2 separate regions of the Homo sapiens genome follow, and region 1 is linked to region 2. A link is a loop called in an ENCODE intact Hi-C map of the cell type or tissue named here. Cell type or tissue: PC-9. All regions are shown on one strand. Each heading gives the region's core, and the rest is flanking DNA. Links, peaks and the distances in the headings are about the cores only.

What was found. A loop is a pair of places that touch in the nucleus more often than their neighbours do. Peaks named below come from ENCODE experiments on the same cell type or tissue, not always from the same donor. Only the 100,000 strongest peaks of a DNase experiment are listed, where the experiment ranks them.
Region 1: a loop joins it to region 2, with 3 times the contacts of the local background. A loop is called at or near these places in 2 of 110 quality-filtered maps.

Annotation. Positions count from the first base shown.
Region 1 is chr5:151,074,670-151,077,578 of GRCh38, forward strand. All of the region lies in intron 1 of TNIP1 (TNFAIP3 interacting protein 1), which reads right to left. Among named protein-coding and RNA genes, the nearest start is that of TNIP1, 4.9 kb to the right of the region's middle. In PC-9, for the core only: no CTCF peak of the experiment used is centred there; a DNase peak (open chromatin) is centred at 1,282; H3K4me3 peaks cover 898 bases; H3K27ac peaks cover 2,500 bases.
Region 2 is chr5:150,473,169-150,476,077 of GRCh38, forward strand. NDST1-AS1 (NDST1 antisense RNA 1) reads right to left here. Exons shown (of 3, transcript NR_105061.1): 3 at 2,348-2,591. Among named protein-coding and RNA genes, the nearest start is that of NDST1-AS1, 11 kb to the right of the region's middle. In PC-9, for the core only: a CTCF peak has its summit at 1,212 (motif pointing left); a DNase peak (open chromatin) is centred at 1,143; H3K27ac peaks cover 2,383 bases.

The sequences.
Region 1 (2,909 bases), core at 300-2,799, 600 kb after region 2:
ACAAAAAGCTGAAAGCTACCTAAAATGAAGAGAAAAATGAATAAATACATTGTGGCAATTTCCTATCAGGAAATACTATACAGCAGTGAAAAAAGAATGAGCCACAGCTGGAGATACGAACATGAATGAATCTGGGTCTCACTCTGTTGCCCAGGCTGGAGTGCAGTGGCATGATCTCAGTTCACTGCAACTTCCACCTCCCAGCCCAAGTCATCCTCCCACCTTAGCCTCTCAAGTAGCTGGAACTACAGGCATGCGCCACCACACCCAGCTAATTTTTGTATTGTTTGCAGAGATGGGTTTTGGCCATGTTGCCCAAGCTGGTCTCAAACTCCTGGGCTCAAGAGATCCACCTGCCTGCTCTGCCTCCCAAAGTGCCAGTAAGGCATGAGTCACCACGCTCAGCCTAAATAACATTTTTAAACATAAAAAAATACTATGTATTATTTAGGGATGCACACATTAAAAAAAAAACTTTAAAGAAATGCAAGAAAAAAACCCCACTAAATTCAGAACACTTGTTTCTTGTTGGTGGCTGATGAAGGAGAAATTTCAACTGATTGGAAATGTGTTATTTCTTAAACCAGATGAGTGAGCATGTAGGTGCCTGCGTGTTACCCTCGGTATCTGAGAGACTCCTTCAATTTTTCTTTTTTCTTTTTACTGTATTGTTTGCTTTTTTTCTGCTTCAACTTTTATTTTAGATTCGGGGGGTACATGTGCAGGTTTGCTACCTGGGTATACTGCGTGATTTGGGTAGGGGTGATCCCATCACCTGGGTACTGAGCATAGTTCCCAACAGTTTTTCAACTCTGCCTCCCTCCCTCCCCACTCTAGCAGTCCCCAGTGTCTACTGTTGCCATCTTTATGTCCATGAGGACCTGATATTTAGCTCCACTTATAAGTGAGAAAATGCAGCATTTGGTTTTCTGTTCCTGTGTTAATGTGCTTAGGACAATATTTTCTAAAAGTCTATGTTGCCAGTTTCCTGAGGACCAGATCACGCAGGAGTTGCACCTGCAGAGACAGAAGTGGGCTGGAGAGGGACCAGGGCTCCTAAGTCTGCTGCTGAAGCTGACTATAGCGAAGGCAAAGGACAAGTGGCCTGAAGGCCAACAGAGAGCCTGGCCAATGCTCTGCCCAGTGGGTGGAGACTGAGCCAAAGGCCCTTGACTCATAGGGCAGTCCCATACCTGCCCTGGCCTCTCAGCATGACTCCTTGGTGACACAACTCCCACAGCACCCACACACCTACACCCACCTACCCCACACACACACCCCTGCCTGGGCTGCCCGGTTTGTCCACTGTGTAGGTGCTCAAGGACGCAGAGCTCCTGCCTCTCAAGGAACAGCCTCAGGGTGAGGTCCCTGGGAGAGAAGAGTTCAGCTCTGCCCAGAGCAGCCCTCAGACAAACAGCCAGCTGCTGCTCACCAGTCATCCATTCCAATCTGAAGAGTGACTGTCCTGGGCCAGTCATGGGAAAATCATCAAGAACTTCCCACAATGGTCATGGTGGCCGCCAAGGTCTTTCTCTGGGGGTTGGGAGCTGTGCTCCCCCACAAAACAAGGGGACCCAGCTGCCCTGTGCCTTCCTGTGGCAACTCTCTGGAGGATGCCTGGATACCCTCCCTACAGACGGCCAGGGATAGGAGGGGCAGGCACTGCAGGCATGTGGGGGCATAGCAGCAAGAATCTAGGAGGGCAGGCACAGCAAGGCCTGGCCCAGAGGGAAACCAGGAGCTGCCAGAGCCAAAGAGAGGGTGACCCAATCATTGGTTGTTATAGAGTTTTTAAGACTTGGAAGAGAATGCCCTGAGATGCCAGAGAGTGAAACATTTTCATTCTAAAGCTGGGAAACCAAAGTCGGCAAAGGCGAACAGACGTGCCCACAGCCACATGGGACAGCAGTGGCACAGAAGAAATGCACACCTCGTCCTCTGGTGGCCACTGTGCACTCTCTTACCACACCATGCTACTGCTCAACCTCTCCCCCTCCCTCACAGTGGTCAGGTAAGCAATGAGGGAAAATGATGGAGGTGAGAAAGGAAGAACCCGGGCTGATGTGGGCCCACAAAAGAAAGAAGTCTGGAATAACACTGGAAGGGGCTGCCTACGAGGTGGAAAGCGCCCTGATCCCAGGGGTCGGGGTCACGCAGAGGGGCACTGGGGCTGTTGAGGGAATGCAAGCCAGGTGTCTTCAAAGCCCCACCCACATCTGAGTTTCCGCCACTCCAAACAGGGACAGATGTTTGAGACAAAGCAAAGGACAACTCATCCAGAGGGGACACAGCATGGACCACAAGTGGCAGAGGGTTGAAGGCAAGTGTCTTAGTCTGCTTTCTGCAACTATTCTGTTGAATATCACAGACTGGGTAATTTATAAAGAACAAGTTTATTTGGCTCATGGTTCTGGATGATGAGAAATCCAAGTGCATGACACCACCATCTGACAAGGGTCATGCCAAGGTGGAAGACAGAAGGAGAAAATGAGTGATTGAAATAGAGAGTGTATTAGCCAAACTGGCCCCTTTTATAACTAACCTCCCGTCCCCCTACCCCGTGATAGTGACATTAATCTATTTATGAGGGCAGAGCTGACAATCCATTCATGAAGCAGAGGGATTACGTTTCCAAGATATGAACTTTTGGGGGACACATTCAAACCTTAGCAGCAAGTTATCCAGAGCACAGAAAATCAAACCAGTCTCATCATCTTCTACTGGAATCCTGTCAATAGCCTCATGATTAGCATCATTAACGATAATAGCAGCGACCCTGTACCAAGCGCTTACCACACTGGTGGCCCGTGCTGAGTGCTTGCCACACACTATCCCATTAATTCCCACCATTCTAGGAGGTAGCATTGACGTCATACAGAGCTGACAGGTGAGGATGCAGAGGCCCAGAG
Region 2 (2,909 bases), core at 247-2,746:
GGAATCAGTCAGGCGGGGTCCTGGCGGAGTAAAACTAGAGCTGGGACTTGAAGGAAAGGGGTGCTGGGACTGTGATGAGGTTGGGGGGAGGCATTCTTGGCAGAAGGAATGCTGGACACATGACCCAGTCCCAGCCTGCCTGGATAGAGGGGTCAGAGGGTGACAGGATGGCCACGTAGGTCAGTGACTGAGGGCAGCCTGGAGGTTAGCCTTGGGTGTGTGTGTGTGTGTGTGTGTGTGTGTGTGTGTGTGTGTGTGTGAGAGAGAGAGAGAGAGAGAGAGAGAGAAAGAGAGAGAGACAGAGACAGACAGAGAGAGAGAATGAGAATATCCCAGTGAGCTATAGGGGAGCATTAGGTAAAAGTAACAGTAACAACTATAGTTTGGCTGGATGTGATGGCTCACGCCTGTAATCCCAACACTTTGGGAGGCCAAGGTGGGTGGATCACCTGAGGTCAGGAGTTCCAGACCAGCCTGGCCAACATGCCAAAACCCCGTCTCTACTAAAAATACAAAAAAGAATTAGCCGGGCATGGTGGTATGCGCCTGTAATCCCAGCTACTCAGGAGGCTGAGGCAGGAGAATCGCTTGAACCCGGGAGGCGGAGGTTGCAATGAGCCGAGATTGTGCCATTGCACTCCAGCCTGGGCAACAAGAACGAAACTCATCTCAAAAACAAACAAACAAACAAACAAACAAAAAACTATGCCAGGCATAGTGCTAAGCAATTTCCTAGTATTTCATTTAATCCTCTCAACAACCTTATAAGGTAAATACTATTATCCTCCTGCAAATAAACAATTGAAACCAAGTTAAATGACAGTAATTGAGGGCTGACCCTTGATTCTAACACAAGACAGTCTGATGTCAGAGCCCAAGCACTGGATGGAGGGCGAGTTGCAGAAGAAGGGAGGTGGGATTTGTATGGGGCATGCAGAGTCTGAGCATAAGTGAGTGTGACCGCATGCTTTGTGGGCTATGGGGCTTATCCCTGCCATTCCCCTCGCTCTTCCCACCCGCAGCCCCAGCTCCATCTCACCCCAGACACAGCCCAGACAGGTTGGAGTGAAGAAAGGGCCTTGGAATGATAAGAATGTCCATGCCTGTTGGAGCAGAGAGCCCCAGACAAGGGCTGGCCACCACACCGGTCCCAGAGCTGACTTCCCACAGGTCAGCACTGCTCCCTCACCCCCTGCTGGTATGTCTATAAGCACCTAGGAATGGCATCTGGGCTCAACTCTGGGAGTCCTTACCGGCTTCCAAGATACACAGGATAGGCAGAGGGGAATGCTAATAGACATTCTTCCAGGTCTAGTCCCAGCTCACCTGCTGGCCACCGCTGGTCTAGGCAGGCCCCTCTGACTCCCTGGGCCTCAGTTTCTCCATTTCTTTCTTTCTTTCTTTCTTTCTTTTTTTCAGACAGAGTCTCGCTCTGTCACCCAGGCTGGAGTGCAGTGGCGCAATCTTGGCTCACTGCAAGCTCCGCCTCCCGGGTTCATGCCATTCTCCTGCCTCAGCCTCCTGAGTAGCTGGGACTACAGGTGCCCGCCACCACGCCAGGCTAATTTTTTGTATTTTTAATAGAGACGGGGTTTCACCATGTTAGCCAGGATGGTCTCGATCTCCTGACCCTGTGATCCGCCCGCCTCGGCCTCCCAAAGTCCTGGGATTACAGGCTTGAGCCACCGTGCCCGGCAGTTTCTTCATTTCTATAAGGAGAATTGGATGTGTTCAGGGACAGGAGAATAACACAGAGAAACAAAGTGGTCTTGTGTGTGTGTATGGAGTGATGGGCATGGAGAACTGCAGACAACCTCCAGGCCAGGCAACTTCAACCACCCCTTCCTGCTTCACTCATTGGGAGCATTTTTGGATTCTGCTGTGCAGACACTGGGATCCTGAGTCAGCCACTTAACCTTTCAGTGTCCGTTTGAACCTCTCCCCTCTTCTGGGGGTTAATCTAATGTTTTGGTTTGAATGATGTCAAAAGTGTTAGTTCTAAAATGAAGAGAATCAGAATCGCAGAATGAGGAGGTCAGATGGTGGAGGAGTGGATGAGAAATGGCCTGTGGTGAGGGCAAGTCCAGGGCAGAGCCCCTCTGACCAGCAGCTGAGAGGATGGGAAGGAACAATCCCTGGACGGCCCTTCACACCTACCGCCCTGACGGCACCTGAGCCTAGCACTCTGCTCGCCAGGCCTGGACTCAGCCCTGGGCCCTGGACCAGGCCTTATCCTCAAGGGACTTTGAGCCTCTAGATGATAAGGGTCATCTAAAGACCACTTGTGCTTGGCAGTGTTTTACTTTTGTCAGGTTGTAATTGGTGCATTACAATGAACACAGTAAAAGGGGAAATGAACTGATTGACATTTATTTGTAGAAGCTGTCATCTTCTCTGTGTGAGCATTTTGTAGATCTTTTGGCCTCCATTCCTGTTCTCTTAGTCAAGCTAAATGGTCCAGGGACTGAAGATCCCACAGCTTGGCTCTTTTGCAAGGTGAGGGGATCTCCTGCAGGTTGGGCAAAGCTTCATTTTCTCTTCTGTACAATGCGGGTGAAAAAAATCTCCGCTGTGTCTACCTCTCAGGGCTGCTGTGGGGCACCAAGGAATTGGTGTACAGAATGAGAAAGTTCATTTGTTCTTTCTTTCTTTCTGTTTTTTTTTTTTTGGCGGGGGGGCGGTGGGGGGACGGAGTCTCGCTCTGTTGCCCAGGCTGGAGTGCAGTGACGTGATCTCAGCTCACTGCAAGCTCTGCCTCCTGGGCTCACGCCATTCTCCTGTCTCAGCCTCCCCAGCAGCTGGGACTACAGGCACCCGCCACCACGCCCAGCTAATTTTTTGTATTTTTAGTAGAGACAGGGTTTCATGAGGTTAGCCAGGATGGTCTCCTTCCCTCCCTCCCTCCCTCC